2 separate regions of the Mus musculus genome follow, and region 2 is linked to region 1. Evidence: chromatin loops called from intact Hi-C (ENCODE). Cell type or tissue: left cerebral cortex. All regions are shown on one strand.

Region 1 (5,000 bases):
TAGTGGGAATGAAAGGCAAGGATGAAGCCATGGCCATTGGAGGCCACTGGTCTCCTTCGCTGGATGGACCAAACCCAGAAAAAGATCCCTCTGTGTTGATTAAAACTGCCATTCGTTGTTGTAAGGCTCTGACAGGCATTGATCTAAGTGTATGCACACAGTGGTAAGTACCAATTCATTTCTCGATTAGGAATGGTCTTCTAATAGTTTATGTAGCTGTTCTTGTCAATCAGCCTTTCCCCTTTCCTTATTTTATCAACACTGGTCATGCAGGAAATCTCAAAGGAAAAATCCCCATTTGTAGCAAAAGTTTGTTTGGTGCCAAAATGTTTGGGGGAAGGGGCTTTAAGAACTAATCAAAATACACTGAAGTTTTAAATGTTTCATTATGCTGTACTTTGGAAATTGGATGTATGTTGAAAATACTTTTCATTTCATGTATAGCTGGAGAAGATCGTCCAGAGAGAACTTCATTTCATTATAATTCCTGTGTTATAAAGTGATGTAGTTGCTGATTATTTTTGTTCAGCCATATTTTCTCTTGAGGCTTATTTGTCCTGTGTATTTTAGTGTTTTTCTTACAATTTAATTAAGAATATTCTTTTTTTAGCACATGAAATCTGAACAGCTTTCCAGCTTCTTCAGGTATTCTATAAAATATGGGTAGCTCTGTAAACATATCAGAAAATTCTTTGTGGAAATGTATTCTTTTAACCAATAAACTATTATCCAAATGTACCAAAAGAGGAACTATGGCTTCTATAATTTTTTTTTCTTTAGACCAACCTCAAGTTCTTGCAGCAAAATTTCTTTACTTGATGTGCTACAAGTGAACTAGGGTCTTTAAAATGTATTGTAGAATTTTTTTTCCAACATGCTTCTTCCCTTGCAACAGGTACCGTTTTGCAGAGATTCGCTACCATCGCCCTGAGGAGACCCACAAGGGGCGTACAGTTCCAGCTCATGTGGAGACAGTGGTTTTATTTTTCCCGGATGTTTGGCATTGCCTTCCCACCCGCTCAGAGTGGGAAACCCTCTCCCGAGGATACAAGCAGCAGCTGGTCGAGAAGCTTCAGGGTGAACGCAAGAAGGCTGATGGAGAACAGGCACTGAACGCTAATCCCTTTTTCTATTTCCGCTTCTCACAGGCACAGGAACACAGGCACAAATGCACACCACACACTACATAACAGACACACATGGAGGAACATAACTGGTAACAGCGACTGGTAATCCAGCTTTCAGCAGTATAGTTGCATTTTCTTTTCTCATAAAAATCTGTCTATTATGCTGACTTAAATTTAAGAGTGCTGAGACCTCAGAAGTTGTGCTTACAGTGCACAGAAGTTTGTTTTATCATAGGTCTATTTGCTGGAACCTGGCACCAGTTGTTGAGCAAGATTCAGTATTAAGCCATTTTAAACATTTTGCCATTTTCTCAAATTATAAAAATTTTCTCTTTTACGGTCATCAGTTCTAGTCATGGATATTTGAAATTGGACAACCACAAGTCTGAGAGCTTTGAAATTTCAGGCTATGTGGCAACGTCTTGGGTACATTTCAAAGGTCTGCCTAAATCAGTCTTTGGGTGGTTTGAAAATTGGGGCAAGATCACACACTGTGTGGTTAGTGGAGACCGGCAGTGTCTGTGTATCCCGATATCCTTTGTGTTGTAATTTATCACCCTTTTGTGTTTCACAGATCTGGCTTTGATTGGCTGATGTCTTTGTGGTCAGTTAAAAGTGGTAGAATGTATGGATGTGGACTTGCCTAAATAATAACTTTAGGAGAAGACAATCTGAAACATTGTGACCTTGCACAGATCAGCAACAGACTTTAAAAAATAAATTACTTATGTATTTCTAGGTTTCAGAATAGTAATGTTGTTCTCAACTTTGTATGTTAGGATGAAGAAGAGAAGGATGATGGTGAAGTTAAAGAGATCGCCACTCCTACCCATTGGTCTAAGCTTGATCCAAAGGCAATGAAGGTAACTGAAAATGTAGACATATATATTGTGTATATACACACAATAACAAGTAAAAATTTTAAATTTCTGAACAGAAATTAGTAAACTTATTGAGACTGAAAATAATTACTTGAAGTGGGAAATGTAATGTGATGATTTATAGGTGTGATGGTTTATATCCATCGTGTCAGGATTTAGTGGGCAACAGCAGGAGGATTGCCATGCATTTCAGGAGAGTGAGTTCTAGGCTAGCCTAGCCTTTAGAGGGAGACCTTGTCTGTAAAAGGTCTGCAGTGTAGGGCATGGTGGCACACACCTTTAATCCTAGTGCTTGAGAGACAGAAACAGGCAGATCTCTGAGTTTCAGAGCTAGTTTTAAGACAGATTGGGGGAGAGAGGATCTACACAGAAAAAAAACCTTGTCTCAAAAATCAAACAAATAGATGAATAAATATAAAATGAAAAAGGTTTGGGCATTCAAAGTCAAGTTTTCTGGTTGTCTTTAACTCTGATGTCTTGTGTTTGTACATATATAAATTAAAGTGCCTATGTAGTTCAGGTGCAGTGTCTCAGTGCCTCCAGTACAACTATGTTGATAGTGCTGTTTTCTGGTTTGGGAAGTGACTAGAACTATAGAATTTCTATGGCTAAATAACCTAAATTTAAGGAGAATAGAAGAGACATAGGAAAAAGGTAGGCATTAGTGGTGTACACCTTTAATCCCAGCACTTAGGATGCAGAGGCAGGCAGATCTCAGAATTCTAGGCCAGTCTGGTGAACAGAGCTAGTTCCAGAACAGCCAGCACTACACAGAAGAAATCCTGTCTTCAAACAAACAAGCAGAAGGTAAATCTCATTTATTTTATATGTTTTTTTTTTTTTTAGGTCAGGGTTTCTCTGTAGTAGTCCTTGCTATTCTAATACTTGCTTTGTAGACTAGGACGACCTCAAACTCAGAGATCCATCTGCCTCTGCCTTCCACATGCTGGGATTAAAGGTGTAGGTCACTACCCAATGGTAAATCTGATTTTTATAATAATTTTTAAAGTAAAATGTAGGTAAGCACATTACTAAACTGGGAAAGAAAGACTGTAAACCCTTGATTCAGGTAGCTGAGAGACTGTGTCTGTGCAGTAGATCTGGACTAGTGCTTATTTGTGTCAGGTCTGTGGTTTTGAGACAGGGTTTCCCTGTGTAACTCTGGTCTAGCTGTGTAAATCTCATTAGCCTTAAACTTCACTTGCCTCTGAACTCAGAAATCCACCTGCCTCTGCCTTCCCAGTGCTGGGTTTAGAAGCATGGCCACCATACCCAGACCAGTGTAATCATTTTTATTTATTTTTAATTTTTTTACAAATCCACTTTTATTTATTTAACTCTCCATTAGTTTAAATCCGGGGTGGGAACAGCATCACACGGATTCTGTGTCCAATGGTCTTTGCAGGAAGGTTGCTTCAGAATTTGGAACCACACCACTGTTTGCTTGGGCCGAGTTACTTTTCCCCAGATCGCTCTGGTTTTGTTTGGTTTGCCTCAGGAGTCACTTGCTTTATACACATAAGCACATCTCTTTATACACATAATCACATAAGCAGAACTCCGTTTCATCTCGTGCCTTCAATTTTAAGAACAGCCTTGTGCCTCTCTTTGGTTCCATAGACCTCGCTTGTAGCCAGCAAAAATGGCCTTGCACCACAGCCTTCCTTCCAGACAGACTTGCTTTTAGAAGTCCTGTTCCCATTCCCAGCAGGCCTCCACAAGCGCCAAGATGGCGGAAAGAGACCCAGTATAATTATTTTTAAACTTCACATTCTAGTTAGTATAGATTCTGTGTTTTGTTAAAAAATATTTATTCTTTATTAAACATTAAGTTATTTTACTGTTTTGGTGGGTGGTCATAGCACTTGGCAAAATACATATATAAAAAATTACATATTTCTTCCCTTTCCTTTAAGACAAATTCTTACACTGTTATTTTTTAAACTGGGATACTTACCTGGCTTAAATGTTCTTAAGCATTTTAAAACTTGTTTAGGGACCTCAAGAGATGGCTAGGTACGTAAGAGTGGATACTGCCTTTTTAGAGTTCCCCTGCATTCACATGGGAAAGCTCAGAGCTTCTTGTAACTTTAATTCCATGTGGACCTGATACCTGTGGCCTTAATGGGCCAACACACTTGTGTGTACAGACATATACACATATTCAGAAATAAAAATAAAACGTGTTTTACATCCAGGTTTGCTGATTTGTTCTGTAATTGAAATACTTGGGAGGTAAAACAGAACGATCTGGAGAGTTCAAGATCTGGCCCTGCCACATAAGCCAGTTTGAGCAGCCTAGGCCACAGGCTGTCTTAGTACAAAGGAAGAGTCAGGGAGATTGCTCAATGGGTAGAGCCGCTGCTGTTCACGCCTCACACTTTCCAGAAACACAAGTGAAACACCAAGTGTGGTGGCATCTAGGAGAGCAGCCGAAGCAATAGACCCGCCACAGCCTGCTAAAGGCAGGAACTAGCTCCTGGAAGGTTGTCCTCTTACCTGTGCCATGGCAAATGTGCATTAGTGTACACACACAAGAACAGGCTTTGCATTCTTTTGTATTCTCAGAAGCACTGTGAATAGCGTCTCTTAACACTGAACTTGGCTTTGTGAAATAGAGTCCCAGTGCATATAGCCCTGGATTGCACTAATCTTGTACTAATGTACAGTGTCCCTGTGTGGACCACACTAATCTTGAATTCACAATTTTTTTTTTCTTTGATTTTTCGAGACAGGGTTTCTCTGTATAGCCCTGGTTGTCCTGGAGCTCACTTTGTAGACCAGGCTGGCCTCGAACTCAGGGATCCTAGGATTAAAGGTGTGCGCCACCACGCCCGGCTTTTTTTTTTTGTACAAATGTTTTTTTAAAGAGTTATTATTTATTTTATTCATGACTACACTGTAGCTGTCTTCAGACACACTAGAAGAGGGCATCAGATCCCATTACAGATGGTTGTGAGCCACCATGTGGTTGCTGGGATTTGAACTCAGG
Region 2 (5,000 bases), 140 kb after region 1:
CAATGGATTTAGTTAAATCTAAAAGCATGGATGCCATCAGGTACGCTTTCTGACCTTGCTGAGTAACCCCTCTTCTGTAGTCGACTTTCATCTGTAAGCTCTCCTAGTCCAAACTTGAGAAAATGCTAGTCAAGGGCTTTACCAGAAGACATTTAGTTACATTATTCTATGAAATGTTACTTTTCCCATTCCTGATTTTGTCTTTACCTTTTCCCCTGTATCCTGACCAAGAACATTTACTTTTTTTTAAACCACAGGTCTCTGGCTTCTGTTTCTTATGCTGCTGTTGATTTTTTCCGACCATCAGCTCAAAGACTGATAGAAGAGAAGGGGGCAGTGGATGCATTGGCTGCAGCATTAGCTCACATTTCTGGTGCATCAAGCTTTGAACCACGATCTTTGATAACTTCTGATAAGGTAGAAAAGTGTGAAGTGGTATTTGGCTAGATATGGTTAAAACTTAGCTGTAGCAGGTTATAGCACATCACTGAAATGCTTCATTGATTTCTTCAGTATATTGGGGTGTTGTTGCTGTTGTTTCCCTTTTTCGGTCTAGAAAACTCTTCCTCTTCTCATCTGATATACAAGCCTGCAATCCAAGCAGTAGGGAGAAATACTAGTAAAATAAACACCATCCACATTAATTCAACAGCTGTTAGTATTCTGTAACCTATGTTTTACATTCATTCTTCTGTAAACTATTTGAAAGTTGAAACATGAAGGCATTATTCTTAAATATTTTAATTTGTATCTTCAAAAAATAATGACATTCTACTTAATTAAAATATCACAGTCTAATCTGCTAACAAAGATAGTTCCATGTTAATAATATCTGTAGATTTGCTTCTGTCCATACAAAGCATAGCTCTCACTCCAAAGGGAATATGAAGTAGTTTAGTTTTGAGCTGTATGCCAGTTACCATGATTTGGATTTAGTTTGACAAGAAGGATATGTACCACCACAGAAGTGGTCTCATTTACTTTCATCGTCACAGAAGAAAGTCATGTCAGAAAATTTGCTACATACACTCTTAGGGACATCAGGTAGGCGGGTTATAGCCAGGTGAGGAAATCATTTGATGATACAGCTATCAGATTCATAGAAGCTATGGTCTGCTGAGATTGTGAAGTTTGTTGGGTTTTGTTTTACTGGACTGTTGAAAGACTGTTAGGTCAAATACAGAGGTAGGTGTTGAAAGGCTAGTAGGAAGTTGAAGTGGGGAGATAAAAAAATTCCAAATATAATTTTTGCTCTGGATTTGCAATATACCATCTTACTTAAGTTTTTATCTGTCAGCCACCCTGATAGAATCTTAAGCACAGGCATGGCTTGTGGCTTCCTTGCCTCCTAGGAATTTAGTTTATTTTATCTTCACAAAAGTGTCTGAAGGATTTCTAGATAAAGAAAAGAAAGTCCTTATTTTGTACCGTGTGGTACCAACTGAAGCTGGAGTTTTCATTTTGTTAGTTGCCAAGGATCTGCAAAGTGAGGCAAAGTAAGGATGTGCAGGGGTGTTGACGTGCTTGAGTGAGTATATGCGTGGCACTCATATGGCCTGCCTCCAGGTTAGTGTCAGATAGCAGATATACCACACCACAGCCATTCGTTGCAAATGGGTCACAGATTTGTTACTTTAACTGGGATATAAGTGGGGTTGAGGTAGGGGGTATGAGCCTTAAAAGGGGACAAGGGAGGTAGGAATATCAGTTGCCTTATAAAACTCATTTTAAAACTATTTTACTCTCTGAATAGTAATGTATATGGTCATCCTTTAGCACTGAGTAGATAGACCATCCCTAAAATTTCATCAAATATAAAATATAAATATTATATAATATACAATAAAATATAATATATAAAATATATTTACCAGGAGAAAAGCCAGAAAAGGTAGCTCATATTTGTAATCTCAGTACTCAGGAAACAGAGACAGTGGACTTCCAAATTTGAGACTAGCCTGTTGAACATAAAAAGTTTTAGGCCATCCGGGGCTACATACCGAAAACTTGTGCCAAAAAAGAAATATCAACCCCATGGGTACCCCTGGCTGGCCTGGAATTCACTGTGCAGGCTGGGTTGGCCTAGAACTCACAGAGATTCCCCTTGCTCAGGGATGCACCACTGTGTACCATCTGGTGTATTTTATTTTATTTTAGAGATAAAGTCTTATATATCTCAGGTTGGACTTGAAGTCACAACAGTTCTTCTGCTTCAGCCTCTCAAATACAAAAACAATTTTTAGGGCAGATGGTGGTAGTGCCTCTCCCAGGAGACAGAGTCAGGGGATCTCTGAGTTCAAGGATAGCCAAAGCTGTACAGAGAAATCCTGTCAAACTAAACAACCAAAAAAAAAAAAAAAAAAACAATTTTTAAACTGTACTTTTAAAGACAATGTTAAGGTACTTTTGAGGTCACTTATAGCTAATCCCTGTCCCGTGAAAATTCTTTGATTGGCCACAGAAATGCTTATCTGCATTCACAGTACTTGGCAAGCAGAGGTAGGAGAACTGCAAGTCTGAGGCCAGCCTGACCAAGAACCAACCATTTATTAGATAGGTCATTTGACTTGTAATTAAGTATTTTGGGAACAAGGTATTAATGGCTTGAAATTTTTCCCCTTCCCTCCCTCCCTCCCTCCCTCCCTCTCACCCCATGTCTAAGTTTTTGCCTGAACCTTATGCATGCAATGCCTTAGGAAGCCAGTGGAGAGTATCAGGTCCCTGGGACTGCTACCTTATAGAGGCTGGGAATTGAACCAGGGTCCTATGGAGGAGCAGCCAGTGCTCTATAACCACTGAGCTGTCTCTCCAGCCCTGATGTTTACAATGAATGACCTGTAGTGCATGTCCTGCGGGGTATTCTGCTTGCTACTGGTATGACTTCATTTTTTATCACTCTCTTGACTTCTCCAGTTATCTGAATCTATTTGACCTACCTTCTTCATTTACCAACTCTTGCAACTCTTCATGCTTACCCATTTTCTCGGCCCCCTTCCTCTTATTTTGGCTTCCTCCTTTATTTTGGTCTCTGTTCAGATATCACCATATGAGAGAAATCTTTCCTGATTATCCTGGTCCTCTTCTTCCTTTTTTTTCTATTTCCCAGCCCTTTTGGGTTACTCTTCCTGCCGCTTATCGCCGGTGTTGTATAAACTTTCTTACTATCTCTACCTCAACTCCCCACAAGAAGGCTATGTCCAGGAGAGGAAGGTCTGTTTGTCATAAAATCTTTATTCCCTATGTGGTTTCTGGTACATTGTAGGAACTCGTCACTATTTTTATGTGGTAGTCCTCCAAAAATTTAAAGATATTGATGTCTTTTTTTCACTGCTAAGTAACTGCTTTTTTAACATTTCCTGATTACTTTACTACTTTTCCTCCCAACTCTTCCTGTGATGTTCTGATCTAATTCTGTCTTGTAATGTGTAGGACATAGTCTCTGTGTGCTCTATAAGAGCAGTGTACAGAACATGTAAATAGTAGTCTTCTAGTATAGTTTCAGTGAAGTTAGTTTTCAATAGCCATGTTGTGCTGTTGGCACTCAGATACCACACAGATATTGCATGGGACCTGTGTAGTTGACTCAGGAAGCACCGTAGTCAAACTTCATTGTCCTGCTGCTGATTTTCTCCCAAATCTAATAGGACTTTTATTTCTAAAGGGGTTTGTGACCATGACTCTGGAGAGCCCAGAAGAAATACAGGATGTCAGCTGCGCTTGGAAGGAACTTAACAGAAAGCTCAGTAGTAATGCTGTGTCTCACGTAACCAGAATGTGCCTCCTGAAAGGAAATATGGTAGGATTATGTTCATAAGACTTCCATGATCAGCCGGGCGTGGTGGCGCACGCCTTTAATCCCGGCAGAGGCAGGCGGATTTCTGAGTTCGAGGCCAGCCTGGTCTACAAAGTGAGTTCCAGGACAGCCAGGGCTATACAGAGAAACCCTGTCTCCAAAAACCAAAACCAAAACAAACAAAAAAAGACTTCAATGATCTGTCTCCTCCTCTTTTTATGGATGATTAATACGATTTTATCACAGTTTTGGATTGTTCCCAACAATTGTGGGTTTATATAAATGATATATTCCTTCAGAGCTTCATGTCATTCTGTTTTGACTAATACTTAAGTTTTTGTTGCTATAATTACTTTAAGACAGGGTATTCCTATGTAGCCCAGACTGGCCTTGAACCCAGGACCATTTAATGAATGTTAGGATTGCAAGTAGATTAACCCTAAGACTTAAGTGATCTAAATTCCTGCTATGGCATACTTACTGTGTGTGTTTATTTTTTAAGACTAATTTATGTGTGTAACGTTTAAACAGCTCTTGGAAATACAGATTATTTATTGTACTCTGCTATTGGTTGTTAACAAGATTAATGATAATCTTTTTCTGTGAGGCAATATTTCATTATTGCCCAGGCTAGCCTTGAGCTCTTGCTTAATTTCATTCTACTTCTAAGATAACAAACATGTTCCTGAGTAACTTTCAGTAAAATGAACTTGTAAAATGAAAACTTACAGTAAAATGAAAAGCTTTTTTGTTTGTTTTTCCTTTTTTGGCACTGGGTCTCTTTACATAGCCATGGCTGCCCTGGAACTCACTATGTAGATCAGGCTGGCACACTCAGATACATCTGCCTCTGCTTTCTGAGTTTTGGGACTAAAGGTGTGGCTACCTATCCATCTTAAAGCTTAATCTTAGTGATTAAGATTTCTTTTAATGTTTTGAGAACTGTTATTTGTCTGAAATTACTATAGACTTGTTGTATCTTAAAAGCTGTTAACCAGATTGTTTATTAGAAATTATTATTATCTCTCAACTCTGTGAGAGAAAAACTTTCTTATCCCTGTTTTAACTTTTGGAATCTTAGTCTTTTGCAGTGCTAGGGTCTGACCCTTTGACTTGTATATCATAAGCAAGTACCATTCCACAGACCTGTGTTCCCAGTTCTCACTAATATTTTAAAGAAATCAGAAGGACCATTTTCATTTGGATT

What was found. Hi-C counts contacts between places; a loop is a spot of excess contacts. Peaks named below come from ENCODE experiments on the same cell type or tissue, not always from the same donor. Only the 100,000 strongest peaks of a DNase experiment are listed, where the experiment ranks them.
Region 2: it touches region 1 in a loop (2.8-fold over the local background); 21 of 42 quality-filtered maps call a loop at or near these places.

What each region holds. Positions count from the first base shown.
Region 1 is chr10:62,760,430-62,765,429 of GRCm38, reverse strand. Ccar1 (cell division cycle and apoptosis regulator 1) reads left to right here. Exons shown (of 25, transcript NM_026201.3): 13 at 1-163; 14 at 896-1,106; 15 at 1,907-1,990. Among named protein-coding and RNA genes, the nearest start is that of Snord98, 2.7 kb to the left of the region's middle. In left cerebral cortex, no CTCF peak of the experiment used is centred here; no DNase peak of the experiment used is centred here.
Region 2 is chr10:62,620,185-62,625,184 of GRCm38, reverse strand. It overlaps Ddx50 (DExD box helicase 50), which reads left to right. Exons shown (of 15, transcript NM_053183.3): 11 at 1-40; 12 at 258-417; 13 at 3,662-3,796. Among named protein-coding and RNA genes, the nearest start is that of Ddx21, 20 kb to the right of the region's middle. In left cerebral cortex, no CTCF peak of the experiment used is centred here; no DNase peak of the experiment used is centred here.